Linked DNA regions of Homo sapiens: region 2 is linked to region 1. Evidence: read pairs that join two places in POLR2A ChIA-PET (ENCODE). Cell type or tissue: CD4-positive, alpha-beta T cell. All regions are shown on one strand. Each heading gives the region's core, and the rest is flanking DNA. Links, peaks and the distances in the headings are about the cores only.

Region 1 (14,819 bases), core at 5,354-9,353:
TGATCGTGCCACTGTACTCCAGCCTAAGCAACAGAGCTCTCCCTCTGTCTCTTAAAAAAAAAAAAAAATCAGGCTGGGCATGGTGGCCCACAGTGCCTGTAATCTCAGCACTTTGGAAGGCCGAGGCGGGTGGATCACCTGAGGTCAGGAGTTCGAGACCAGCCCGACCAACATGGTGAAACCCTGTCTCTACTAAAAATACAAAAAATTAGCCAGGAGTGGTGGTGGGCGCCTGTAATCCCAGCTACTTGGGAGGCTGGGGCAGGAGAATCGCTTGAACTTGGGAGGCGGAGGTTGCAGTGAGCTGAGATTGCGCCGTTGCACTCCAGCCTGGGTGACAATAGAGAGACTCCGTCTCAAAAAAAAAAAAAAAATTAGGGCTTTGCTTATAGAAATGCAAAATGCTATATTTGGCAAACATCAAGTGATGTTTGTTTGGTTTGTTGTTGTTTTTTTTAAATCCACTCCACAAATAGCTCCAAATTGGCTCATGCTACCAAACATCACAAGTCCCAGCGCTTTGCCACAAGCCCAGGGGCCTCCTGTGAAGGAGTCCTGGGCTCGGACAGGGCCCTGTGGGAATCACGTTTTAATTAAAAAGTCATACAATGACAGGCTCCCAAGCAGCATAGGCCTGAGCCTGGCGGGGCGAGAGCCATGCTTGACATTCCAGGCTGGCCTCCTTGGAGCCCCGGCAGCCGCAGAAGTCCCCAAGCCGAGCCAGGAATAGTTCTGCCTTTTATTTGGAAAAAGAATTACAGGGCGAGTGGCCCAGCCCCGGGTTTGCTGCTTCGAAGCCGTATTTTTGAACACGACCCTAACCACACACTTGCATTGGATAGTTCGTTCCAGGCTAAATGCTGTCAGCTGCCTAAACACTCAGCTCGCAGCTCTAAACACAGGTTCTTTTTTCTTCTTGTTTGAAGGTCTATCCGTCTATTTTTGTGCAAAAACATATTTAAAATCTTGCTGGCTCAGGAGGCCCTAGCAGCTGCCAAGGCCGCCTTCTCTCTCCTCCCCCTATGTGAATCTCAATTAGACCTGCCTTGTTCTTGTGAATTTTCCTAGGTAGGGGAGTCACCTCTTGGTTCCCCAAATTTGCCCCCAGCCCATTGAGTGTGAACCTCTAGGATTGATAGCCCCGCTGGCCATGCTGAGACAGGTGGGTTCCTAGAGGCAGAATTGGGTGTTGCTACCAGGAAAAGCAAGATGCATGATGGGAAAGAAAAGGATCCAGTGGTCACAGTGGTTAAGCCAAGATTTGAACTTGGGTCCTAGTTAGTTGAAAGCCATAAGGGTTCAAAACTACTGAGCCATTGCTGGTGGGAATGTCAAATGATGCTGTCGTTGAAGCCTGGTAGGTCCTCAAAAAGTTAAACACAGGCTGGGTGCAGTGGCTCACACCTGTAATCCTAGCACTTCAGGAGGTTGAGGCAGGAGGATTGCTTGAGCTTAGGAGTTCGAGACCAGCATGGGCAACATGGTGAAACCCTGTCTCTATGAAAAGCATAAAAAAATTAGCCAGGCGAGGTGATGCACCTGTATTCCCAGCTACTTGGGAGGCTGAGGGAGTAGGATCAGCTGAACCCAGGAGGTTGAGGCCATGGTGAGCTGTGATTGAGCCACTGCACTTCAGCCTGGGCAATAGAGTGAGACCTTGTCTCAAAAAAAAAAAAAAGTTAAACACAGAATTGCCATAAATATGGCCCAGCAATTCCACTCCTAGGTATATCCCCAGAAGAGTGGAAACAGGTGTTCAAATAAATCCCTGGACATGAATATTCATAGCAGCATTATTCACAATAGCCAAAAAGTGGGAGCAATGCAGATGTCTATTAAAGGGTGAATGGACCAGCAAAACATGGCCCATCCGTGCAAGGGAATATTATTCAGCCTTAAAAAGGAATGAAGGGCCAGCATGGTGGTTCACGCCTGTCATCCCAGCAGTTTGAGAGGCTGAGGTGGGCAGATCACCTGAGGTCAGGAGTTCGAGACCAGCCTGGCCAGCATGACGAAACCCTGTCTCTACTAAAAATAAAAAAATCAGCCAGACGTGGTGGCAGCTACCTATAATCCCAGCTACTCAGGAGGCTGAGACACAAGAATCGCTTGAACCCGGAGGTGGAAGTTGCAGTGAGCCGAGATCGTGCCACTGCAATCCAGCCCGGGTGACAGAGCGAGACGTTGTCTCAAAAAAAAAAAAAAAATAGCCGGGCACGGTGGCTCACACCTGTAATCCCAGCACTTTGGGAGGCCAAGGCGGGCAGATCACAAGGTCAGGAGTTCGAGACAAGCCTGACCAACATAGTGAAACCCTGTCTCTACTAAAAATACAAAAATTAGCCCAGCATGGCGGTATGCGCCTGTAGTCCTAGCTACTGGGGAGGCTGAGGCAGGAGAATCGCTTGAACCAGTGAGGTGGAGGTTGTGGTGAGCCGAGATCGCACCACTACACTCCAGTCTCCAGTACTCCAGCCTGGGTGAGACTGGAGTGAGACTGGGCACGACTGGAGTGAGACTGGGTGAGACTCCATCTCAAAAAAAAAAAAAAAAAAAAAGAAAGGAAAGTGGGAGGTGTCTAGATCTCTCCCCAAGCAGAGAATTTATTTGAGGTTTCAGGGTGTATTTTGAAAGCTCACAAGAAATTTTCCTTCTCTTCCTGAACGTTTTCTTGTCAGCTTTGCTATAAGACCACATGCAATCTTTCCTTTTTTGTTTTTGTTTTGTTTTGAGATAGGATCTCTACACTGCCTGGGTTGGAGTGCAGCAGCCCAATCACGGCTCACTGCAGCCTCAACTTCCTAGGCTCAAACGATCCTCACATCTCAGCCTCCCAAGTAGCTGGGACTACAGGCACGCGCCACCACGCCTGGCTAATTTCTTTTTATGTTTTGTAGAGACGAGGTCTTTCTATGTTGCCCAAGCTGGTCTCAAGCTCCTGGCCTTCTAAAGTGGTGAGATTACAGATGTGATCTTGTACCACTGCACCAGGCCTTTTTTTTCTTTTTTTAAGAGATGGGGTCTCACTCTGCTGCCCAGGCCAGATTCAAGCTCTCAGGCTCAAGTGATCCTCCTGCCTCAGCCTACTGAGTAGCTGGGACTATAGGCACACACCACCACGTCCAGCTAATTTTTGTATTTTTTGTAGAGAGGGGTTTTTGCCATGTTGCACAGGCTGGTCTGGAACTCCAGAACTCAAGCGATCCTCCTGCCTGGGCCTCCCAAAGTGCTGGGATTGCAGGCATGCACCACTGCACCTGGCCTAGGCCTTTGTTTTTTAAGAGATGTGGTCTTGGCTGGGCGCGGTGGCTCACTCCTGTAATCCCAGCACTTTGGGAGGCTGAGGTGGGTGGATAATTTGAGGTCAGGAGTTCGAGACCAGCCTGACCAACATGGTGAAACCCCGTCTCTACTAAAAATACAAAAATTGCCCAGGCATGGTAGCGTATGCCTGCAATCCCAGCTACTTGGGAGGCTGAGGCAGGAGAATCGCTTGAACCTGAGAGGTGGAGGTTGCAGTGAGCTGAGATTGTGCACTCCAGCTTGGGGGACAGAGCAGGACTCTGTCTCAAAAAAAAAAAAAAAAAAAAAAAAAAAAAGAGATGAGGTCTCCCTATGCTGCCCAGGCTGGATTCAAACTCTCAGCCTCAAGCGATCTTCTTGCCTTGGCCTCCCGAGTAGCTGGGACTACAGGTGTGTGCTGCTGCTCCCAGCTCTCCCTCTGAACCTGGCACACAATTCCCCAGACACACTTTGCTCACTATTGAACAAATTGTCCCAGCTGGGTGCAGTGGCTCACGCCTGTAATCCCAGCACTTTGGGAGGCCAAGGCGGGCAGATCACCTGAGGTCGGGAGTTCGAGAACAGCCTGACCAACATGGAGAAACCCCGTCTCTACTAAATATACAAAATTAGCTGGGCGTGGTGGTGGGTGCCTATAATCCCAGCTACTCGGGAGGCTGAGGCAGCAGAATCGCTTGAACCTTAGACAGGGAGGTGGCAGTGAGCCGAGTTACGCCATTGCACTCCAGCCTGGGCAATAAGAGCGAAACTCTGTCTCAAAACAAAACAAAACAAAACAAAACAGTCCCTGAGCCACTCCTGTGCCCCTGAGACAGGCACAGTCTCTGTCCTCATGTAGCTCTCAGGTTAGATGCAAGCAGTAGACTGGCAAACAGTCATCAATAGAGCTCTGGGACTGCTTATTGGCTGGACATGGTGGCTCACGCCTGTAATCCCAGGACTTTGGGAGGCCGAGGCATGTGGATCACCTGAGGTCAGGAGTTCAAGACCAGGCTAGCCAACATGGTGAAACCTCGTCTCTACTAAAAATACAAGAATTAGCTGGGCGTGGTGGCGGGCGCCTGTAATCCCAGCCACTTGGGATTCTCCTGAGGCAGGAGAATCACTTGAACCCGGGAGGCAGAGATTGCAGTGAGCCGAGATCACGCCACTGCATTTCAGCCTGGGCAACAGAGTAAGACTGTCTCAAAAAATAATAATAAAAATAAAAATAATAAACAAATAAATAAAGCTCTAGGTACTGAGGTTCCAGGGCAAAAAATGAATTGAGGCGAGGGGAAAAGAGGGCCCATTGGTGCATTTAGCTGGGGGAGTCAGGGAGGGTTTTTCCCAGGAGGAGAGAGAGGCCAGTGGCAACCTCCAGGAAGATTCTAGAAGGTGCCCCCAGCAGGGGGGGGGGATGGACAGTGCAAAGGCCCTGAGCCTCGCAGCCATCCTGCGAGGTTGATATTTTTAGTCCCATTGCTCAGGCGGATAAACTAAGGCTCACTTCTTGAAGGAGCTCCAGAGAGTCAATGGCTAAGCTGGGCTCCGATCCTGGCTTTTGGAGGAGGGTCCTCTCCCAGTCCTGCCTACATGGGCAGCTCACGAGGAAGCCAGGTGGGTAGGGGGATGCAGGCAAGGCGGACGAGGGAGCCGGGGAAGCCAGGCGCCAGGCAGACGGGCTGGTGGGTGGGCGGAGGAAGTGGCTTAGCAGGTAGACAGGTAGCAAAGGCGCAGAAACCCCAGTGTGGGCGGGTGGGGGGCCCAGCTCCTGTTGCCACATCTGAGGGGCAGCCCCTGGCACCTTTCCTGCTGGGAGAAGCGGAGGAGCAGCTGGGTGGTTGCGGCTCCCAGCAGGAGCTCACCTGGTCATGGCTTAGGTGACAAGGAGCTCAGTACCTACCTCCTTCAGCCGCTGCCCAAAATGCCTTCTATCCAGAGGTTCAGAGCTGCCTCCTGGGTTTCCCGGTGCTAAAGTGAAAAAGGCCTTCTTGATCTTCTTTTGTCTGTTTTGTTTTTTAACAGTTTTGTTGAGATATAATGCATCGACCACACAATTCACTCATTTAAAGTGTCCAGCTCAGCCGGGCGTGGTGGCTCATGCCTGTAATCCCAGCACTTTGGGAGGTTGAGGCGGGAGGATCCCTTGAGGCCAGGAGTTCAAGACCAGCCTGGGCAACACAGTGAGACCCCATCTCTATAAAAAAAAAAAAAAAAAAGCAAGCAAGCAAGCAAGCAAGAAAATTAGCCAGACATGGTGGTGCACCCCTGTAGTCCCAGCTACTCAGGAGGCTGAGGTGGGAGGATTGCTTGAGCCTGGAAGGTTGAGACTGCGGTGAACTGAGATTGCACCACTGCACTACAGCCTGGGTGACAAAGTGAGACCCTGTCTCAAAATAATAATAATAATAATAATAACAAAGATTCCAATTCAATGGGTTTTAGGGTATTCACAGAGTTCTGCAACCATCACCACTCCATTTGGGAACATTTTATTTTATTATTTATTTATTTATTTATTTTTGGCATGGTGTCTCTCTCTGTCGCCCAGGCTGGAGTGCATTGGTGCAATCTTGGCCCACTGCAGCCTCTGCCTCCCAGGTTCAAGCAATCCTCCTGCCTCAGCCTCCCAAGTAGCTGGGATTACAGGCATGTGCCACCATGTCCAGCTAATTTTTGTAATTTTAGTAGAGACATGGTTTAGCCATGTTGGCCAGGCTGGTCTCGAACTCCTGGCCTCAAGTGATCCACCTGCCTCGGCCTCCCAAAGTGCTGGGATTACAGGTGTGAGCCACCGTGCCCGGCCTGTTTGAGAACATTTTAATCACCTCAAAAGGAAACCCCTTCCCCTTTAGCTATCAACCTCCATCCTGTTCCCATCCCAGCCCCCAGCCTTAAGCAACTACTAATCAGCTTTCTGGCTCTACGCATTCCCTGGCATTGCCAGGCCCTCCTCCTCCCATCCAACCTGCTTGTGGCTTCTCCCCAGCGTCCCCTCCTGAATGGTGTCACTGAATCCTCACACCATCCCCATTTCACAGATGAGAAAACTGAAGCTGGGAGTAGAACCAGGATTCAAACTTCACCCTGGCTCTTAACCTCCCCACTCCCCAGCTTAAACCCTGCCAAATCCCTATTGCTCTTCAGATAAGCCCCAGCTCATTAATTAACCTGACTTTGCCAGAAGCTCTTTTTTTTTTTTTTTTTTTTTTACTTTTTTGAGACAGGGTCTGGCTCTGTCACCCAGGCTGGAGTGCAGTGGTGTGATCCTGGCTCACTGTAACCTCCACCTCTCAAGGTCAAGTGCAAACAATTCTCCCACCTCAGCCTCCCAAGTAGCTGAGACTATAGGCACGCACCCTGCCTGGCTAATTTTTTTTTTTTCTTTGTAGAGATGGGGTTTCGCCATGTTGGCCAGGCTGGTCTTGAACTTCTGGACTCAAGCGATCCTCCCACCTCAGCCTCCCAAAGTGCTGGGATTATAGGCATGAGCCCCTGCCCCCAGCCTGTCACAAGGTTCTTATCTCCAAACCTCTGCCCATGCAGGTTCTTCCACCTGCAATGCCTACCCCATCTTCTGCAACTAACCCTCCCTCGCTCCCTTCCAGCATCCCTTCCTCCAGGAAGTCTTCCCAGAAGCCCCTCGACCCAGCCCTGCTTCCCCCCTCCCCAATGCCCTGACCCCTGGGCTGCAAGACCGGGATACATCAAATGGAGAATCTCTGAAAACAAGGCCCGTAAACAAGTTGTCGGGCGCCTTGAAGGCCCTTATCAGCAGGGATCGCGATGAGGGGGCCTGATAAACAAGCTGCTTTGTGCCAAGCACCCTGCGATGACATGGCTGGCTCTTCTGAGAAGTGCACGGAGGGGCCCCGAAACCACCGCGTCCCGCCACTGATAGCAGATAACAGCACCCTAAGTTGTGGTTTTTTAAGACACCAAACTGGTGGCACCAGGTCAGGAGAGCAGGGTGAGAACAAAACAGTATCAGGACCCGGCTGCGGTCAGGGGCAGAGGACAGTGCGTGTGTGCTTGGGGGAAGGAAATTGGGGACCCCAAAGCTGCTCAGAGGGATGTGGGGGCCCCCAGGGCTGGACAATAGACCTGGTGGGTTGTTATGATGCGCCGCGGGGCTTTTTCTGTCCATTTCACAGATAGGGAAACTGAGGCCTCGTTGGTCCCTGTGCCCCTCCCTAGGTCTGGCCTGGGCGAGTGGGTGTCCGTTGCCAGATGGATCCTAAACACCCTTTATTTCATAGACGGGGGCTGGGGGTATTGAAGTGAGCCCCTGTCAGGCCTGGAGTTACTGGGGAGCTTGCAGAAAGCTCAGGTTTCCCTGTCCAGGTTGGTGGCCTCTTTGTATCACAGTCAAGTCACCATGAAGCAACAGCACGTCGTGGGCAGCACGGTCTTTGTGGCTGGCAGGAGGTGGCCAGGGACTCAGTCCCTGGGGCGGCCAACTCAGTTCTGCCTTACAGGAGACAGAGCCTCCACGCAGTTCCCAAATGCATCCATGCTGTTCCATGCAGTTTCACACTGTTCCATCTTCCACAGGAAGGTCTGCAAAGACCTGAATTCCTTGCACCCTGGGGTCTCCATTTGAAGGCCTGAAGCACCAAAGGTAGGGCTGACTCTGTGGTATGTCCCTCTTCTTTCAATAAATATTTTTAGAGCAGTGGTGGAGAACGGAGCCCTGTCCCAGGTTTGAAATAAAACCCAAACCTGGCCGGGCACAGTGGCTCACACCTGTAATCCCAGCACTTTGGGAGGACGAGGTGGGCGGATGACTTGAGGCTGGGAGTTCGAGACTAGCCTGGCCAACATGGTGAAGCCTTATCTTTACTAAAAATACAAAAATTAGCCAGGCATGGTGGCTCGCACCTGTAATCCCAGCTATTCAGGAGGCTGAGGCAGGAGAATTGCTTGAACCCGGGAGGTGGAGGTTACAGTGAGCTGAGATTGCACCACTGCACTCCAGCCTGGGTGACAGAGCCAGACTCCATCTCAGAGACAGACAAACAACAAAACAAGACAAAACACAAACCTCTCACTGAGGCCCTCAAGGCTCTGTGGTCTGGCCCCGGCCACCCTGTGACCCCATCTCCTCCTGCACACCAGCCTCCCCAACACACCAGCCTCCCCACAGTTCCATGATCACACCAGGCATGGTCCTGCCTCAGGGTCTTGGCACTGTCTGTTCCCTCTGCTGCAAATGCTGTTCCCTTCAGCCACTCCTTTATCTCCTGCTGGTCTCAGCTTAAATGTCACCTCCTCAGAGAGAACCTCCTTGACCTTCTCGGCTAAAATGACCCTCCGGGTCCCACCTACCATGTCATGACCTATTTTTCTCCATCACAAAGATTTCACTCAATGTTATTTTGCCCACTTCATGGCTGTCCAAAACAGGCGAATCCAAAGACAGAAAGCAGATTTGTGGTTGTCAGGGTTCTGGGGAGGGGGATAAGTGACTGCTTCTCAGTCACTTCTGAGGTGGCCAACTCAGTTGGAGACGGGGTTTCCCTTTGAGGGGATAAAATGTTCTGAAATTAGGTATAGGTGATGGTTGTACAACCTCATGAGTGTGCCCCAAACCCACTGAATCATATACTTTAAAGCAAATGGTGAATTTTGTGTTGTGTGAATTTTATTTCAATTTTTTAAAAAGTTGGCCGGGCGTGGTGGCTCATGCCTGTAATCCCAGCACTTTGGGAGGCCAAAGATAGTGCATTGCCTGAGGTGAGGAGTTCGAGACCAGCCTGGCCAACATGGTGAAACCCCATCTCTACTAAAAATAAGAAAATTATCTGGGCGTGGTGGCAGGCGCCTGTAATCCCAGCTACTCAGGAGGCTAAGACAGGAGAATCACCTAAACCTGGGAGGCAGAGGCTGCCCTGAGCCGAGATCACACCATTGCACTCCAGCCTGGGTAAGGAGAGTGAAATTCCGTCTCAAAATAAATAAATAAATAAAATAAAAATTTAAAAATTCAACCCAGGTGCAGTGGCTCACGTCTGTATTCCCAACACTTTGGGAAGCCGAGGCAGGAGGATCGCTTGAGCCCAGGAGTTCAAGACCAGCCTGGGCAACAGTGTGACCCCGTCTCTACAAAAAATGTAAAAGTTAGCTGGGTGTGGTGGTGCATGCCTGTAGTCCCAGCTAGCTACTCGGGAGGCTGAGGTGGGAGGATCACTGGAGCACAGGAGGTCAAGTCTGTACTGAGCCATGATGAACCTGCTGCACTCCAGCCTGGGTGACAGAGTAAAATCCTGTCTGAAAAAAATCAAAATAAAATGGTGAATTTATGTTGTGTGAATTTTATCTCAATTTTTTTTTAAAAGTCAGAGCTAGCAGCCAGGCACGGTGGCTCACACCTGTAATCCCAGCACTTTGGGAGTCTGAGGCAGGCAGATCACTTGAGGCCAGGAGTTCAAGACCAGCCTGGCCAATGTGGTGAAATCCCATCCCTACTAAAAATATAAAAATTAGCCGGGCGAAGTGGGGGGGCACCTATAATGCCAGCTACTTGGAAGGCTGAGGCAGGAGAGTCTCTTGAGCCTGGGAGGCGGAGGTTGCAGTGAGCCGAGATCATGCCACTGCACTCCAGTCTGGCGACAGAGCAAGACTCCGTCTTAAAAAAAAAAAAAAAAAGTCAGATCTAGCTGCTGGGATCATTCCTGCTTCAGGGCAGGGGGTTTGGGGGTCTACATGAGCCGTTCCTGCTCCCTGTTCCTCTAGCCCAGCAACCAGGATTTGGGGCCTCCGGTGCGCAGAGCAAGTCCTAAGCGCTGTGGGTGCTGGAAGCCGGCTTGGCAAACGGGAGCGGGGGTCAGGGAGGCCTATGTCCAGCAGCCGTGCCCAGGTGGCAGCAACTCAGGCCAGAGTGGGTTAAAGGGGAAGTGGATCTTTTCATGGTCCCCAGGTTTCTGGATTTGCATCGACCACTTTTACATAAAAATCTTTCCAGGCTGTGCCCAGCGGGCCCTGAAGCCGGCCGTGGGGTCGGGGGCTGGGTGGGCAGCTTCTGCGGGAGGTTTCTGCAACACAGGGTGCCCCTCGCTGGTTCCTGTTTTGGGGGAATGTTATCACCATTGGCTTCTTAGAAAGAGCTGGAGGTGGGGGAGAGAACCCAGCACCTTCAGAGCCTCACTGGTCACTTTTATCCTCTCTTTGCCTGGTGGGGGAGGAAGACAGAGCCCCATCCAGGGATCAGCAAGGGGACACCCCTGGGGGAAATGACAGTGGCTGGGTATCTCCGGTGTGCCTGGCCTTTTTTTTTTTTTTTTTTTTTTTTGAGACAGTCTCGCTCTGTCACTCAGGCTGGGGTGCAGTGGCGCAATCTCAGCTCACTGCAAACTCTGCCTCCCGGGTTCAAGCGATCTTCCTGCCTCAGCCTCCTGAGTAGCTGGAATTACAGGCACCTTTCACCACGCCTAGCTAATTTCTGTATTTTTAGTAGAGATAGGGTTTCACCATGTTGGTCAGGCTGGTCTCAAACTCCTGAGCTCAAGTGATCTTCCTGCCCCGTCCTCCCAAAGTGCTGGGATTACAGGCGTGAGCCACTGCGCCATGCCAGGTGTGCCTGGCTTTCTATGTGCTGTGGGTTATCTTTGGGGACCCCTGGCGAGAAGTGTCACCCCCCAGACCTGTTGTTTAGCTGAGAAGAACTGGGGCTTGTAGGAGGGATGGCCCAAGCTGAGCTGGAGTTTGGTCCCGAGCCAAGCTGATAACACTCCCTGCTAAAGATAAGGTGGGCCTGACCCCGTGTATTCAGCCAGCAAATATTTACTGAGCGCCTTTCGGTGCCAGGCTCCAGGCTGGGGAGTCAGAAGTAGGATGGATGGAGAAGCAGGGAGAAAGCCAGCTGGGTCCTGCCCTCCCACGGGTAGCGGTGGGGATGGACGAGCAAAAGGCAGAAAACCAAGGTGACTCTGGAGAGACCACAGTTGAAGACAAGACCACAGTGGGGGTGATACTGAGGGGCCTGAAGTGTCTGGAACAGGCAAATCTGTAGAGACAGAAGGTGGCTTAGTGATGGCCAGGAGCTGGGGGACACAGTGTAACTGGGTGTGACTGGTGAAAGGGTATGAGGTCGCCTTTAGGGGTCAGAGAAGAGAAAGATTCCCTATGGGGAGGTTTAGGGGAAGGAGACCCCAGGTCAAGGTGCAGCCCGGATAAAGGCTCGAGGTAAGGCCAGGAGCTGTGGCAAGGGTGCCTGGGTGGTGATCTGCCCAGATGGTGTCCCCGAACCCCCTGCCCTGCGTGTGGCACGAGTCCCTTCTCATCAGTGCCTTTTTACTTCTTCCATTTCCCCCAATGCGGCTGAATTTGCATTACTGAGTTATTTCTTTTTAGAACTCCTACCTTCTCCCCTTCCCCCAGAGTTTTTCCTGGTGCAAGCTGAGGGTGCCACCCCCACCCCCACGGCATTCGAAGATCAGAGAGTTTCCTCCTTGGGGCCGGGCTTCTCAGAAAAGCCACCTCTGCAGTGCTCGGGTTATGAAATGCCCCCTCCACTGCCCAGGCACTCTTGGCTGGAATCGCAGTGAAATCCGTGGTAAAGAGTCGCTGGGCTGCCTGCAGAGGGGTCGAAGATGAGACTCACCCTCCCAGGCCCCCGTTTGACAGGTGAGGACACTGAGGCCAGTGAGCTCAGAGTGAGACTCAAACTTGGGAGATCTGGCTGATTCTTGGGCACAGAGGTTGTGACCACTCTCCAAGTGGGTGCAGCTGGGAGAAAGTGGCCCTTGGGCGAGCTGGGCCAGGCTCACATTGCCCCTCCACCTCCTACTTGTAGCCAAGCAGCCTGGATTCACCGGGCCTCAGTATTCCCCTCTGGCAGATGGGCTGAGCAACCCTTTACCACTCAATCATAAATGCCCTTGCTCATGGCTTCAACCGCCCTTCCACATGTCCATTCCACTTAATCATCAGCCTCCACTTAAACTTCTCGGCTTGGCACCTGTCTCGGGGTAACATCCATGCACCCTGCTGTGGCTTTTGAGGGTCTGCATGGCTGGTCCCTGCCCCCACCCAGCCACACGGGCCTCTGCCAGGTCCCTCAAACACCAAGGCTGCCTCAGGACACCAGGCCTTAGCCGCGCCGTGCCTCTTGCCTGCAGTGCCCTTCCCGAATCCATCCATGCCCTCAAACCTCACCTAGTTATTATCTACTTAGCTTTCATTCTCAGTCCGAGACATCAAACTGCTTTCTTTCCTTTTCTTCTTTTAAAATATTTTATTCAAGGAAAACATACAGACATTAAAGTACCCAAATCCTAGGTACACAGTTCTGTAACTTCTCATAAAGGGACTATGCCCAGGTAACCAGCAGCCAGCTCAAGAAACAGGACACTCCGGCTGGGCTTGGTGGCTCATGCCTGTAATCCTAGCATTTTGGGAGGTCGAGGCAGGAGGATTGCTTGAGGCCAGGGGGAGTTCAAGTCCAGCCTGGGTACATAGCAAGATCCCATCTCTACCAAAAAAGAAAAGAGAGAGAAAAAGAAACAAGACATCCCCATCCCCACCACCTTCATCAAAGCTCCCTTGTGGGGCTCAATATTTGGAATTGACGAATGGTTACGTGAACGGGCCCATTGCCTATGACATAGGTGTCCAGCAAGCCGCTGAGCCCATGGGTTGCATTACTGGAGGTATAGACTCCAGAATGGGGAAGGTGATTTCCCTCTCCATTCTGGGCTGGTCAATGCTGTCAGGCAGGGGGCCCTGCCACTTCAAAATGGGGATAGATGGATAGTGGCAGGTTTGGGGAAGACCACCATGGTGTGTGTGTGTGTATGTGTATACACACTTCTAAGTGGTGTCCTGGGAGAAGGCCCTGGAGGCTTTAGGGCATTTAACCTAGAGAAGGACTGACTTAGGTCTCTGTCAGCAGTCCCAGGTGGCTGGATGGCAGAGCAGGGCAGGGTGGGGACTGAGCCACTCTGAAGGAGGCACCCACTTTCACTAAGCCACACACTAGGCTGCCCCGGCTGGCAGTGAGCATGTCGTCAGGAAAGAGATGCCAGTCCAGTGCCTCCCTGGCAGCAAACTGAGCCAAGTGGTTGTGTGGCATGAACTAGAAGACATCTTGACCCCCAGTCCCCACCAGATCTTAAAGAAAGGTGGGCAGGGATGAGGACTTCAGGGACACCTGAAGGGGCCCATTGCCTGTGACATAGCTGCCCAGCAAGCTGCTAGGCCCATGGGTTATATTATTAGAGGTATAGGCTCCAGAATGAGGGAGGTGATTTCCCTTTCCATTCTGGGATGGTCAGAATGGTCAGGCAGGAGCCTCTGCCACTGCTGAGACTTTTCTGTGGCCAGTGGGGAGACTGAGATCCAGAGAAGGACAGTGACCTGCCCAGAGTCATTGGGCCAAAACTGGCTTTCCAGGCACGGGCCAGGCCTCGAGCTCTGGTTTTGGGTGGAGTTCAGGCCAGGTTATATGTGGTGTGGCTGTTCCCTTTTGCCAGCTGCAGCTGCCTGGGGTGGGGGCCGGCCGGGCACGCTTCATCACCTGCCCTGGCAGGCAGTCGCAGGTGCTGGGCCGGCCACTTTACATAGCCACGCTTGGGTTCCTCTGCCCGCGCTGCCGTCCTGCCCCCTTGCCTCTCCCCAGGAAAGGCCGAGGCTCTGAGGTCAGGAGCCGGCTGCGGGCCCCAGTGAGTTCTTGAGTATTTTTATTTCACTTCTTCGTTTCACTTTTACTGGTCCTGGGAGAAATATGCATGTTATTCAGGACCAGAGCAGTCATCACTGGGCCCAAGATGGCACTGTTCTGTGCCAACAAGGGGTCGTGGAGCAGGCAGACCCGGGTTCAAATCCTAACCCCACTGCTTGTTGGCTGGCCACATCACCCCTGGAGCATCTCCTGAGAGGTGCACGGGGTGGAGATTCTGATAGGGCGTGGCCTCTGGGCTGCTGTGTGGCTTCAGGCAACTTCCTGCCCCTCTCTGGGCCTCAACCCCTCTTCTGTAAAATGGGAATAACTACAGCCCATTCTTATAATGTGGCTCAAATTCAGCAGTTATGCGGTGTCACGCTGGGTGCCTGTCCACTGAACTTTTTGGGTGGAGGAGCTGGACCCACCGTATGTTCTTGAACTTGAGAAGCTTGGGCTTGCGTATGGATCCCTGTTGTGTGTGTGTGTGTGTGTGTGTGTATGTGTGTGTGTGTGTGTGTGTGTGTGTTTAGACGGAGTCTTGCTCTTATTGCCCAGGCTGGAGTGCAGTGGTGCAATCTCAGCTCACTGCAACCTCTGCTGCCTAGGTTCAAGCGATTCTCCAGCCTCAGCCTCCGGAGTAGCTGGGATTACAGGCACCAGCCACCATGCCCGGCTAATCTTTGTAATTTTAGTAGAGATGGGGTTTCAACATCCTGGCAAGGCTAGTCTCGAATGCCTGACCTCATGATCCACCCGCCTCAGCCTCCCAAAGTGCTGGGATTACAGGTGTGAGCCACTGTGCCCGGCCAAGGCAGGTTTTAAGATGCAGATTCCTGGGCCCTGCTTTGCATTGGGAGAAAGTGGGTTGGCC
Region 2 (14,819 bases), core at 6,181-10,180, 84 kb before region 1:
ACTCTTTCAGCGTGGACGTTCTGAGACTGCTGTTCAGGGCATGTTTTTACCTGTGCAGGAGCAGCCCAGTCCATGCTGGCAGTCAGGGGGGCCCAGGTCACCCGCACCTCACTTGTGGAGGTGGTGCCCCGGCGGTGCCTCTCCAGAACCCTCTAATTTACAAACCCCAAATTTCCATCAATGGGTTATTTGCGTGTGTGGCTGTTCCCGGGAAACCTCTTCCCTCTCTGGTATTTCTTTAAAAGCAGGCCTTTCTGTCTCAGGCAAATGTGTGTATTAGGAAGTGGCATTTCTAGGTTAGCGGAACGGTTCTTTTGGAAGTTCGCATTAAGAGTAGTGCAAATACCAGATCAGCTAGGCCGTGCTTCGAATTATTGAAGGAGTTGGATACAATTTCATTGTCGGTAAATGAATGAATGGGAAGTGGCTAGGCATGTCCTGCACATGGTGGGGTGGAAGTGCCATCAGACACCTTGGAGCGCCAGTGAGGACAGGTGCCGGGCGCCTCCCGGGGCCATCCCATCGCCCAGCGTGCCGAGCTGTCTAAACTGCGGATTTCCAAGAGGCTGCTGAAATGAACCACTTATTTGCTTCTGAAAATGAACCCCATCCTGAGTGGGCAGGCCTCGGCTAGGGTGGTGTCATGCCCCTACGGTGTCTCGGTTCCATGGTAATGCCAGAGGGAAGCAGAAATCAGAGCCAGTGTGTTTCCCAGCCACTATTGGTTTTGCATCGGCCACAGACATCCAGATTCTGGCCCGTGTGACCCACCCAGATACGAGAACTAGAAGGTGGCCCCGTCCAGGGCTAAGACAGCAGACACAGAGGGAGCTGCGGAGTCCCCTTTCAGGAGAGCTCTCCCAGGCCTCACAGCCCAGCGTGCCTCCTAAGTGCATACAGACCTCACCAATGCAAGTCTCCACAGTGGATTCGTGAGCTGGCCTTGAACCGGTCGACTCTGAAGGCACCAGGAACTTTCCTGCTGACACCTTTCATTTGGAAACACAGACCCGTCAAGGGAAGGCGCTTCAGTGACACTGTGACACGGGGGCTCAGTGGGGCCAAAGGCGGCCAGAGGGCTGTGGTTCAGACCCAGCAGGCCGGTTACTTGGTCGTTCCAGGCTTTGATTTGGATCCAGGCGAACATTACTGTCAGCTCCCACCCACCCTGTCCTCAAGGCTGGTGGAGGGTGAGGTCCCCGTCAGCTGCACTGTCTCCCTCCCACTGTTGTCAGCAGCACCATGGAATAATTTCCACCTGCACTTGTTGGTTTTTCCTTGTTTTTCTCCCCATGAGGTGTTGGAAAATTCCCCAAACTGGGGCGGGGGGGATGCTTATCTGTGCCCCTGGCAGTGACACAATGGCGGGGAGGGAGTCCGACCTGGAGACTCATCAGACCCCCAAGTGTTTAGCTGGGCAGTGCCTCTTTAAGAAGTCAAGACTCAGCCCTTCCTCCCAGGGACATCTTTTCTTGATACTGACACTCCGCCTGTCCCCCATCTGGGTCCTGAGGCCAGCTAGAGGGAGGCCTCCAGGGCCCCGCATCCCCCTCACTGCCACATCTGCCTCCCAACCAGGTTCCTTGCATTTATCTGCTCCTGCACCTTGCCCAGTCCCCCCAGCCCTGCCATCTGGCCCTCCTCTCTCCTGCTTCCCGCTCATGCCACCATCAAGCCGTGAAATATCCAGACGCTGCCAATCTGATCACCCAACTCGCTCGCCCAAGGAGCCTCCACGGGGAAATCCCAGCTCCTTCCTGGGGCCCACGAGCCCCTCCTCAGTCTGGCTTATCCCACCCCACGCTTCATCCTGGCTACCCCAAGGTCGGGCACTGAGCCTCACACCCAGAACCTCGCAGGGACGCATCCTCCCTGTCAGTTTCACCTAGTATCCTGCTCCCCACAGGCCTGGGGGGGAAAAAGTCTAGAGTGTGAGCCACCCCTTCCCTGGCCTCAGTGTCCCCAGCTGTCAGAGGGATGAGATGACAGCGGGCCCACCCCCAGGTTGTCACGCAGACCTAGTGCTGCGTGTGGTGGAGAGGCCGTGAGTGTTCCTGTGTGCTTCTTTCCCCCACCTTCCTGGGTTAGTCTGCAGGGCCCTCCTCGAGAGCCTGGGTCCTTGGGTCCTGGATCGTTCTGGGATTGTTTGTATATTTCTGCTCCCAAGGGTGCCTGGGGAAGAGCCACTGCGCATGTTATCTTTGGTGTTACTCCAGTGTTGAGCAGAGAGCTGGTCAGAGGCAGTGCATCGCAGAGAGACATTAATAAGGGAATCCTTTGAATCCCTAAGCAGCAGCAGCTTTCCTGAGGGGGCCGATGATGCCAGTGACCTCTCAGGGAAGTCTGGGACATTGGGACCCACCCTGGGGGAGGAGCTTGTGGGATGTGGCTTTTCTTTTCATGACTAAAGTACTTTGAGTTGTTTGAAATCACCTATCTCAGCATCAAGATGGTTTTCTCCCTTTTTTAAGTTTTTATTTTAACTGAACATTTTAGAAAAACACCCCACGGATAAAAACTTGACTAAATGGCAGTGTAAGTGCCACACCTTTTGTCAGTGTTCTGGGAGAAATTGACCCTCAGAGCCGGGTGCGGTGGCTCACGCCTGTAATCCCAGCACTTTGGGAGGCTGAGGCGGGTGGATCACAAGGTCAGGAGTTCAAGACCAGCCTGACCAACATGGTGAAACCCCGTCTCTACGAAACATACAAAAATTAGCTGGGCATGGTAGCGCATGCCTGTAATCCCAGCTACTCAGGGGGCTGAGGCAAGAGAATCCCTTGAACCTGGGAGGTGAATGTTGCAATGAGCCGAGATCGCGCCATTGCACTCCAGCCTGGCGACAGAGCGAGACTCCATCTCAAAAAAAAAAAAAGAAAAAGAAAAAGAAAATGACCCTCAGAGGGTCTCAGAGCTCTCTGGAGCATGGCTGGAGGTAGAAATACCACATTCCCAGAGTGCAGAATTGTCTGCGCCGTGGGGCTTTAGAGCCATGCACGCTGGAAGTTCCCCATCTTTGCACCTCTTGGCCACCAGCGTCAAGGGCCCATCCTCACTTCTCTGCGTGGGGCGGGGTGGCTGGTTTCTTTGAGGCCCAGAGGTCATGGTTAAGGTCACACTCAATCACATGCATCCCGTCCACTCTGCTTTCCAGATGGGGGGCCTGAGACAGGCTCGCACGCCCACTGGGCCCAGCCAAGACATGCTTATCCCCTGCACATCGGACCCTCCGCTGGGCGGTGGGCAGGACCCTGACCCCTCCCACGCATTCCCTGCCTCCCTCCAGCTTGCAGGTCCCAGCCCCAGGGCCACATCACCCACTCTCCGTTTTTCCTTTGCAGTTTGGCAATGAGGAGCAGCAGCTGGCGTGGGCCAAGCGGGAGAGCGAGAAGGCGGAACAGGAGAGGCTGGCGCGGCTGCGGCGGCAGGAGCAGGAGGACCTGGAACTGGCCATCGCGCTCAGCAAGGCTGACATGCCTGCCGCCTAGGCGAGGGCCGTGTGTAGGCGGGACAGGGCACGGGCGGGTTCCAGAGAGGGGGCAGTGCAGATGTCTATATATACACACACACACCGTCGCCACCGTACTCCAAGGACCGGGACTCGGGGGCTTGTTCAGGGTGAGCAGACTCGGCTGCAAGACCTGGAAAGGTCACATCTCCTGGGGAAGCCCTTACAGAGGCCTTGGCCACCACTTCTGCAGGTCCGTCTCTCCACTGTGCCATCCCCCCCGGGGCTGACTGCCTCCCGCTCTTCCTCTGGGGACGAACACACAGCGGTCAGTCGAGGAGAGGAAGCACCCAGGGCTTCCCCGCCTCCTCCCTACTCATAGCTGCAGACATCCCCACCCGCCCTCCCACGCATCAGTCAGACACTCCCCCAGTGGTGTATGCACTCGTTGTATAAAATGAAGTTTGAATGATTAATATAAAATATTTTAATACAAAACAAGAGAAGCTTCTTTAATCTCTGTAAACATTGTTTTCCCTGCATGGGTATCAGGAAGCAGATCAACCAGGTGGAACATTGCTCTTTAAATCTTAAGTTTTTACTTTTAAAAAAAATTTTTTTTTAAGAGATGAGATCTTGCCATGTTGCCCAGGCTGGTCTCAAACTCCTTGACTCACACAATTCTCCTGTCTCAGCATCCCAAAGTGCTGGGATTACAGGCGTGAGCCACCAAGCCCTGCCCATTTTTATGTTTTAACCAACTTTATTTTTTAGGACAGTTTTAAACCTGCAGAAAAATCACAAAGATACAAAGAGTTCCCATAAGCCCCTTAGACAATTTATCCTTAAAAAAAATTTTTTTTTGAAACAGGGTCTGAGCTCTGTCACCCAGGGTGGAGTGCAGTGGTGTGATCTCAGCTCACTGCAACCTCCACTTCCCCGGGCTCAAGTGATCCTCCCACTTCAGCCTCCCAAAGGGCTGGGATTACAGACATGTGCCACTGTGCCTGGCCAGTTTTAAATTTGCAGAAAGATCGCAAAGAAAATACGAAGGGTTCCCATAAGCCCCTTAGAGAGTTTACCTTATTTTTAACATCTTACATTACACATTACTTACATCCCAATTAATGAACCAATACGGATTCATTATTATTAACTAGAGTCCTTACTTTATTCAGAATTGCTCTGTTTTTTTGGCTGAGTGCGGTGGCTCATGCCTGTAATTCCAGCACTTTGGGAGGCCGAGGTGGGGGGGATCACTTGAGGTCAGGAGTTGGGGACCAGCCTGGCCAACATAGTGAAACCCTGTCTCTACTAAAAAAAAACAACACAAAAATTAGCCGCGCGTGGTGGTGCGCACTTGTAATCCCAGCTACTCGAGAGGCTGAGGCAGGAGAATCACTTGAAACTCAGGAGGTGGAGTTGCAGTGAGCCAATATCATGCCATTGCACTCTGGCCCAGGCGACAAGAAAGACACCGTCTAAAAAAAAAAATGCAGGTAGGGCACGGTGGCTCACACCTGTAATCCCAGCCATTTGGGAGGCCGAGGCAGGTGGATCATTTGAGGTCAGGAGTTCAAGACCAGCCTGGCCAACATGGTGAAACCCCGTCTCTACTAAAAATACACAAAAAATAGCCGGGTGGTAGTGGAGCATGCCTGTAATCCCAGCTACTCGGGAGACTGACGCAGGAGAATCGCTTGAACCTGGGAGGTGGAGGTTGTGGTGGGCCAAGATCGCACCTCTGCACTCCAGTCTGGGCCACAGAGTAAGACCCTGTCAAAAAAAAAAAATTCGTTTTTCCCCCTAATGTCCTTTTTCTGTCCCAGGATCCCCCATGACATTCAGACCTTACATCTCGTTAGAATTCTCTGGGCTGGGTGGAACCCCGTCTCTACTAAAAATAGAAAAATTAGCCGGGCGCAGTGGCAGGCGCTTGTAATCCCAGCTACTCAGGAGGCTGAGGCAGGAGAATCGCTGGAACCCGGGGGGCAGAGGTTGCAGTGAGCCGAGATCACACCGCTGCACTCCAGCCTGGGCGACAGAGTGAGACTCTTGTCTCAAGGAAAAAAAAAAGAATTCTCTGGGCTGTGTGAGTTTCTCAAACGTTGTGTGTTTTTGATGACAGTTACAAGGAGAACTGGTCAGGTGCTTTGTAGAATGTCCCTCCACTGGGATTTGTCTGATGTTTTTCCCGTGACTAGATGTGGAGCTGGACTTGGGGGAGGAAGACCACAGAGATGAAGTGTATTGACATCAAATCACATCAAAGATCCATGTCATCAACATGACTTAGAAGGCTGGTGTTGACCTGGATCCACTGGACATAGATTTATTTTTATTTATTATTTTATTTTATTTTGGGACAGAGTTTCACTCTTGTCACCCAAGCTGGAGTACAATGGTGTGATCTCAGCTCGCTGCAGCCTCCACCTCCCAAGTTCAAGCAATTCTCCTGTCTCAGCCTCCCAAGTAGCTGGAATTACAGGCATTAGGCAACATGCCTGGCTAATTTTTTGTATTTTTAGTAGAGATGGGGTTTTGCCATGTTGGCCAGGCTAGTCTCAAACTCCTGGCCTCAGGTAGATTTATTTTTAAAAAGCAGTTTTTCAGCCTCAGATATTTTGTTACATAGACTCGTCTCAGGGCAGTAATTCATGAGATTGAAAATACAGGGCCGGGCGTGGTGGCTAACGCCTGTAATCCCAGCACTTTGGGAGGCCAAGGCAGGTGGATCAAGAGGTCAGGAGATTGAGACCATCCTGGCCAACACAGTGAAACCCCGTCTCTACTAAAAATACAAAAATTAGCTGGGCATGGTAGTGGGCACCTGTAATCCCAGCTACTCGGGAGGCTGAGGCAGGAGAGTGGCTTGAACCCGGGAGGCAGAAGTTGCAATGAGCCGAGATCGTGCCACTGCACTCCAACCTGGTGACAGAGCAAGACTCTGTCTCAAAAAAAAAAAAAAAAAAAAAAAAAAGGCCAGGAGCAGTGGCTCATGCCTGTAATCCCAGCACTTTGGGAGGCCGAGGTGGGAGGATAACTTGAGGCCAGGAATTCGAGACCAGCCTGGCCAATGTGGTGAAACCCCATCTCTACTAAAAATACAAAAAATTAGCCAGGCGTGGTGACAGGCACCTGTAATCCCAGCTACTCAGGAGGCTGAGACAAGGAGGATCGCTTGAACCTGGGAGGCAGAGGTTGCAGTGAGCCAAGATCGTGCCACTGCAGTCTAGCCTGGGCAACAGAGCGAGACTCCATCTCCAAAAACAAAAAAAGAAAATCCTCAGGAAAAGGAAGAGAAAAAATATTGGCCATCCATTAAGTGGAAGTGGATCATCATAAAGGTCTTCTTCCTCATCATCTTCCCATTGAGTAACCCGAGGAGGAGGAGGAGGAAGGGTTGGTCTTGGGGTGGCAGAGGTGGAAGAAAATCCACATACAGGCAGGGCACAGTGGCTCATGCCTGTAATTCCAGCACTTCAGGAGGCTGAGGCGAGTGGATCACCTGAGGTCAGGAGTTCGAGACCAGCCTGGCCAACATGGTAAAACCCCGTCTCTACTAAAAATACAAAAATTAGCTGGGTGTCGTGGCAGATGCCTGTAATCCTAGCTATTAGGGAGGCTGAGGCAGGAGAGTCACTTGAACCCGGGAGGCGGAGGTTGCAGTGGGCTGAGATCGCACCACTGCACTCCAGCCTGGGCAACAAGAGTGAGACTCGGGCTCAAAACAAAGAAAATCCACATATGACTGAACCCACCCAGTTCAAACCTGTGTTGTTCAAGGGTCATCTATAAACCATAAACTGAAGTTTATGGTGGATTTGGGCGAATGTAAAGATTCCAAACCTTTGGTAATCCCCCTTTTCCAGGTTACAGACCCTCGAGGGGTCCCTGCAGTCCTGGAGATGAGGGTGTTGGGAGGGGACGTCTTCTTGGTGCCCATGGAATGGGCCTGCTTTGTGGATTGGGGCCTGGTGGGGCCTCGTGGGCTTTGTAACCTCTGAGATGCCCCTAATCTTCTCTGCAAAAACGAGCAGCTTCCTGAAAGTGGTCATGGCCGGAGGCAATTCCCAATACTTCCTTCCTCCTGCAGGAAAACCCCAGAGTGAATCTGAAGGTCCCAAGCCATGTGCTTCTGCCGTGATAGATCCCTTTGGAGAAGGCGCTGAGTCACCTCTCTCCAGGGTAGTCACAGCTTTGGCACCATTTGGTTTGGGACTTCACAATTTTCACAGCGATTCAGCTTCCATTATCTTGTTGGAAACTCAAAGCAACCTTGTAAATGAAGAGGGTGGATGTTAGCCCATTTTCCTGAGGGAAAACTGAGACTCATTCCCTGCAGTCATTTGCCCAGAGCTCCGAAGCCAGCCAGGGGCGGAGGCTCGTTTTGCTGATTTGAGAAAAGAATTGAGGGTTTCTTAGAAAACTTCAGGGTTTCTAGTTTCTTGTTGTCTTCTGCTTATTTGCATATTCACCGTACCCAGAAGAGGCAGGTGATGGCTCTTGATATCTTAGAAATGGAAAACCATGTATTGAATTAGGAGCTCTTACCCAGGGGAGGGGACGTTTTTAGGGAAAGCAGTGAACCCCTGAATGCACATTTGCTGGTTTTTTGTTTTTGTTCTTTTTTTTTTTTTTTTTTTTTTGAATCGGAGTCTTGCTTTGTCACCAGGCTGGAGTGCAGTGGCGTGATCTCAGCTCACTGCAACCTCTACCTCCTGGGTTCAAGTGATTCTCCTGCCTCAGCCTCCCAAGTAGCTGGGACTACAGGCACACGCCGCCATGCCTGGCTAATTTTTGTATTTTTATTAGAGATGAGGTTTCACCATGTTGGCTAGGATGGTCTCGATCTCTTGACCTCGTGATTCGCCTGCTTCAGACTCCCAAAGTGCTGGGATTACAGGCATGAGCCACCGCACCCAGCCCTGGTTTGTTTTTTATTGTATGTGGGTTTGCAGTGTTCATAACTTTTTATCTTTTTTTTTCCCCTTTTTTAAGAGATGGGGGTCTCGCTCTCTCACCCAGGCTGGAGTGCATGGCGCAATCATAGCCCACTGCAGCCTTGAACTCCTGGGCTCAAGTGATCCTCCTGCCTCAGCCTCCTGAGTAGCTGACCACATCCGGCTAATTTTTTTTTTTTTTTTTTTTTTTTTTTTTTTTGAGACGGAGTCTCGCTCTGTCACCCAGTCTGGAGGGCAGTGGCACGATCTCGGCTCACTGCAAGCTCCGCCTCCCGGGTTCACGCCATTCTCCTGCCTCAGCCTCCTGAGTAGCTGGGACTACAGGCGCCCGCCACCACGCCCAGCAAATTTTTTTGTATTTTTAGTAGAGACGGGGTTTCACCGTGTTAGCCAGGATGGTCTCGATCTACTGACCTCTTGATCTGCCCACCTCAGCCTCCCAAAGTGCTGGGATTACAGGCATGAGCCACCGTGCCCGGCCCTGGCTAATTTTTTTTAATTTTTATTTTATTTTTATTTTTATAGAAACAGGGTCTCACTATGTTGGCCAGGCTGATCTCCAACTCCTGGCCCCAAGTGACCCTCCCGCTTCGGCCTCCCAAAGTGCTGCTGATGACAGGTGTGAGCCACTGTGCCCAGCCTCCATCTGATTTTTAAAGAGGTCCTCAGACCCTTTAAAAAGTTAGAAGCCAGTCTCAAATCCTGTTTCCTTCCTTCCCTGCTACACACACACACACACACACACACACTCCCCTGCTGTGTAAATAATCAACATCAAATCCACAAATCCATCCCCTCTCCCATTGGCAGTCTCTTCCACGGCAAAGGACACTCACGCCCTTTCCTGAAGAATAGAGTATCCAATTGGAACAAATGTATGATGAAAATTTCCAAACATAATAGTTGAAGAGAAAAGGACAGTAAACACCCCCACCCAGCGTCAACTGTCATCCAGATTTTCCACCTTTGCCGCATGGCTGTCTTCCTTTGCTCTGGAGAAGCACTTTAGAGCAAGTTGGAGTCAGGATGCCATTTCGCCCACGTGCCCTGAAGCGCACGTCACTGAGACGTGTGGCGACTGACATGCTAACGTATACTCGATGCCAAGGTCACGTCTGAGAAAATGAACAATGACCCCTCCTAGCCATCAGATCTTTCACATAAGAGGCAACTTTTGATTGTTTTTTTTCAAATGGTTTCTTTCTCTCTCTCTCTCTCTTTTTTTTTTTTTTTTTTTTTGAGATGGAGCCTTGCTCTGTCTCCAGGCTGGAGTGCAGTGGCGCGATCTCAGCTCACTGCAACCTCCACCTCCTGGGTTCAAGCGATTCCCCTGCCTCAGCCTCCCAAATAGCTGGGATTACAGGCACCTGCCACCATGCCCGGCTAATTTTTTGTATTTTAGTAGAGATGGGGTTTCACCATGTTGGCCAAGATGGTCTCGATCTCCTGACCTCGTGATCTGCCTGCCTTGGCCTCCCAAAGTGCTGGGATTAGAGGCGTGAGCCACCGCGCCCTGCCTCTTTTTTTTTTTTTTGAGACAGAGTCTCTCTCTTGTCACCCAGGCTGGAGTGCAGTGGCGCAATCTCCGCTCACTGTAACCTCTGCCTCCTGGGTTCAAGTGATTCTCCTGCCTTGGCCTCCCAAGTAGCTGGGATTACAGGCACCCGCCACCATGCCTGGCTAATTTTTATACTTTTAGTAGAGACGGGGTTTCACTGTGTTGGCCAGGCTGGTCTCGAACTCCCAACCTCAGGTGATCCACCCGCCTTGGCCTCCCAAAGTGCTGGGATTACAAGCGTGAGCCACCGCCCCCGGCCCCTTTTCAAGTAGTTTCGATCTAGGGTTGGTTGAATCAGCAGATACAGAAACCTCCAATACAGCAGACAAGAGGCAACTTTCATTTTATTTTTGTTTCTTTATTTTTAGAGAAAGGGCCTTACTCTGTCACCCAGGCTGAAGTGCGGTGGTTGCGATCATAGTTCACTGCATCCTCAACCTCCTGGGCTCAAGTGATCCTCCCACCTCAGCCTCCCAAGTAGCTGGGACTACAGGTGTGCACCACCATGCCCAGGTAATTAAATTTTTTTTTTGTAGAGATGGGGTCTCGCTATGTTGCCCAGGCTGGTCTCAAACTCCTGGCCTAAAGCAATCCTCCAGCCTCAGCCTCCCAAAGTGCTGGGATGACAGGGGTGAGCCGACACACCCATCCGAAAGAGGCAACTTTTTTTTTTTTTCTTTTAGAGGCAGAGTCTCGCTCTGTCAGCCAGCCTGGAGTGCAGTGGCATGATCTCAGCTCACTGCAGCCTTCACATCCTGGGTACAAGCGATTCTCCTGCCTTAGCCTCTTGAGCTGGAACTACAGGCACATACCACCATGCCCGGGTAATTTCTGTATTTTTTGGTAGAGATGGAGTTTTGCCATATTGCCCAGGCTGGTCTCGAACTCCTGACCTCAGGTGATCCACCTGCCTCAGCCTCCCGAAGTGCTGGGATTACAGGCGTGAGCCACCACACCTGGTCGCAAGAGGCAACTTTTGACTGCAACCCCATTGCGTTTTGTCTCCCAGATTGTAACGAGCCGTGTCCTCTTTGTGGGTACCCTTTATCTTCTCCGCATCCAACAACCCAGTTTGGACTGGTGTTCAACTGGAATTCAAGGGCCCACATTGCCCGGTCCAAGCCATGTTTTGGAAAAGGATGACGAATGATCTACAGCCTCCTCTGAGTAAATGAAATCACATCTTCAAAGCCCATTTTATGTAAAAGGACATTCTCATCCTGGAACAGTTGTGGAAGGCTATTTTTAAAACTGTCAGGAAGCGTCTGGGAAACAAAGAAACTGCCTCTTGAAATAATGGAGTCAATATTTCTGCCTCTTATCAGATCAAGTTCCTTTGAAACATGCTACTTTTTTTTTTCCAAAATTTTCCCCAAAGTTACTAGGACCTGTACAAATTGTATCATGAGCTGTTTTTGGAAAAATATAAAAGGAAATGGAAATATGATGGTTATCGCAAGCTTATTCCAAAGAGATGACGTGATGTGGGCTTGCCTGGGTAGAGTCGTGTTTACGTTGAGTGGTCTTTATTTTTATTATATTATTATTATTATCATTATTATTATTATTATTATTATTATTTTGAGACAGTTATGCTCTTGGTGCCTAGGCTGGGGTGCAATGGTGTGATCTCAGCTCCCTGCAACCTCCACCTCCCAGGTTCAAGCAATTCTGCCTCAGCTCCCCGAGTAGCTGAAATTATAGGCACCCACCACCACGCCGGGCTAATTTTGTTTATTTTTAGTGAAGATGGGGTTTCACCATGTTGGCCAGGCTGGTCTCGAACACCTGACCTCAGGTGATCTGCCCACCTCAGCCTCACAAAGTGCTGGGATTGCAGGCAAGAGCCACTGCGCCCAGCCGAGTGGGTCTTTAAATATCACTCCTTGATTTGCTTCCTGGTTTTGTTTTGTTTTGGGGATAGGATCTTGCTCTGTTGCCCAGGCTGGAGTGCAGTGGTGTGATCATAGCTCACTGCAGCCTCGACCTCCTGGGCTCAGGCCATCCTCCTACCTCAGCCTCCTGAGTAACTGGAACCACAGGCATGTGCCACCATGCCCAGCTACTTTTTAAAAATTGGCCAGGCATGGTGGCTTACACCTGTAATCCCAGCATTTTGGGAAGCCGAGGCGGGTGAATCATGTGAGGTCAGGAGTTCAAGACCAGCCTGACCAACACGGTGAAACCCGGTCTCTACTGAAAATACAAAAAAATGAGCTGGGCATGGTGGCGGGTGCCTGTAGTCCCAGCTACTTGGGAGGCTGAGGCAGGAGAATCGCTTGAATCAGGAGGCAAAGGTTGCAGTGAGCCGATATCGCACCACTGCACTCCAGCCTGGGCAACAGGGTGAGACTGCCTCAAAAAAAAAAAAATTATTCATAGAGATGAGGTCTCTCTATGTTGCCCATGCTGGTCTGGAACTCCTGACCTCAAGCAATCCTCCTGACTCAGCCTCCCAAAGTGCTGGGATTACAGGCGTGGCCTCTGTGCCCAGCCTGATTTCCTTTCTGACTGACGTGCAGGGGTGCTCTCTATTCATGACCTTGGACCTAACCTCAGTGCACCTCAGTTTTCTTATTTGGCCAAGGAGGTTGGACCAGACAACCAGTGAAGACCTTTCTTTTTTCCTTTTTTTTTTTTTGAGACAGAGTGTCACTCTGTCACCCAGTGGCACAGTCTTGGCTCACTGCAACCTCTGCCTCCCGGGTTCAAGTGATTCTCCTGCCTCAGCCTCCTGAGTAGCTGGGATTACAAGCACCCACCACCATGCCCGGCTAATTTTTGTATTTTTGGTAGAGACGGGGTTTCACCATGTTGGCCAGGCTGGTCTCAAACTGCTCTCAGGCTGGTCTCAGGCTGGTCTCAAGTGATCTGCCTGCCTTGGCCTCCCAAAGTGCTGGGATTACAGGTGTGAGCCGCTGCGCCCGGCCCAGTGAAGACCTTTCTAGCTCTAAAAGCCCTTAAGATGATTATTCAAGTCTCCAAAAAGACACATATTTTAGGATCTCAGATAATAAAAAAAGAAAAATTGAATAAACATTATCTTATGAGCCTCATCTTTATTTAAAATATTTTGCTCACTCTTGATAACCTTAATTTCATAGTTAAGGGGGAAATCCTAGTTCAAATAACACTAATGTACAGGCCGGGCACAATGGTTCATGCCTGTAATCCCAGCACTTTGGGAGGCTGAGGCAGAAGGATCACTTGAGGCCAGGAGTTCGAGGCTGAGGTGAGCTACGATGGCACCACTGCTCTCCAGCCTGGGCGACAGAGCAAGACCCCAACTCTAAAAACAACAAAAAACTCCCCTAATATAATGTCTCAAAAATATATCAACAATGTGTAATTATATCAATATGTTATATATCAATAATATATCTCTTATAAACTTTTAAAACACCATTGCAAGAAACACTAGTTTAATAAACGAGCAATTCTGTGACTTTCCATTGTTATTCCTATATTAACCTTCACTTGGGAGAGAGAACGCTTTCTGAGGCCAGAAACAAGGACTTTGAGATCCTGGTCTGTGATGAACATTATTTCTTTGTACTAAGGACAAAGGGCAGAATTTCCACTACGAGAGCCAAAAAAAGACTCAAGACAAGATGTAGCAATTGTTCAACTGTAAACACACTTTTTAAAGGAAATGAGGATCCTAGTTCTAAGAGAACAATATGGTGGACCAGAACCCTGGTTTATTTTCCGGTTCTAGATCCTGGAGCAAGATACCTGTGGCTTCTCTTCCCCTGAGGTAGACCAGAGAAGATGTTGAAGCCATGGAGGGGCAACAAACATCTTGGAAAAGGCACAGCCTTAAGTCAGAGTTGGTGTGAAGACAGCTTCACCCCTGGAGAGTGTGACCTTGGGTTGCTCAAATCACTACTTGGAGTCCCCATTTTTCTTCATCTATAAAATAGAGGTCATTGGCCGGGCACAGTGGCTCATGCCTGTAATCCCAGTACCGTGGGAGGCCGAGGCAGGTGGATCACCTGAGGTCAGGAGTTCAAGACCAGGCTGGCCAACATGGTGAAACCCTGTCTCTACTAAAAATACAAAAATTAGCTGGATGTGGTGGCGGGTGACTGTAATCCCAATTACTCAGGAGGCTGAGGTGGGAGAATTGCTGAACCTGGGAGGCGGAGGCTACAGTGAGCTGAGATCACACCACTGCACTCCAGCCTGGTCAAGACAGACTGAGACTCCGTCTAGAAAAAAAAAAATGGAGGTATAACAGCTATCCCTCAGGGCATATTCTAGATGTTCAAGTAAAGTAGTAGAAACAGTAGTAGTGGTTTTTTTGTTTTGTTTTGTTTTGTTTGAGATGGAGTCTCACTCTGTTGCCCAGGCTGGAGTGCAGTGGCGTGATCTCGGCTTACTGCAAGCTCCCTCCGCCTCCCAGGTTCACGCCATTCTCCTGCCTCAGCCTCCTGAGTAGCTGGGACTACAGGTGCCCGCCACCATGCCTGGCTAATTTTTTGTATTTTTAGTAGAGACGGGGTTTCACCATGTTAGCCAGGATGGTCTCGATCTCCTGACCTCATGATCCACCCGCCTTGGCCTCCCAAAGTGCTGGTATTACAGGCGTGAGCCACCGCGCCCGGCTGGATTTTTTTTTTTTTAATTAAAAATTTTTAATTATGGCCAAGCTCAGTGGCTCACACCTGTAATCCTAGCACTTTGGGTGGCCTAGGCAGGAGAATCACTTGAGGCCAGAAGTTTGAGACCAGCCTGGCCAATCTGGAGAAACCCCGTCTCTACTAAAAATACAAGAATTAGTGGGGTGTGGTGGCACACACCTGTAATCCCAACTGCTTGGGAGCTGAGGAACGAAAATCGCTTGAAC

What was found. Peaks named below come from ENCODE experiments on the same cell type or tissue, not always from the same donor. Only the 100,000 strongest peaks of a DNase experiment are listed, where the experiment ranks them.
Region 2: POLR2A ChIA-PET joins it to region 1 with 5 read pairs; 13 of 35 experiments call an interaction of 5 or more read pairs at or near these places.

Annotation. Positions count from the first base shown.
Region 1 is chr19:16,259,060-16,273,878 of GRCh38, reverse strand. No RefSeq gene overlaps it. Among named protein-coding and RNA genes, the nearest start is that of KLF2-DT, 58 kb to the left of the region's middle. RefSeq lists enhancers at 13,464-13,543, 13,974-14,193. In CD4-positive, alpha-beta T cell, for the core only: no CTCF peak of the experiment used is centred there; a DNase peak (open chromatin) is centred at 7,118; H3K4me3 peaks cover 306 bases; H3K27ac peaks cover 594 bases.
Region 2 is chr19:16,344,374-16,359,192 of GRCh38, reverse strand. EPS15L1 (epidermal growth factor receptor pathway substrate 15 like 1) reads left to right here. Exons shown (of 24, transcript NM_001258374.3): 24 at 3,342-3,946. The coding sequence ends at 3,488. Among named protein-coding and RNA genes, the nearest start is that of KLF2, 27 kb to the right of the region's middle. In CD4-positive, alpha-beta T cell, for the core only: no CTCF peak of the experiment used is centred there; a DNase peak (open chromatin) is centred at 7,982; H3K27ac peaks cover 321 bases.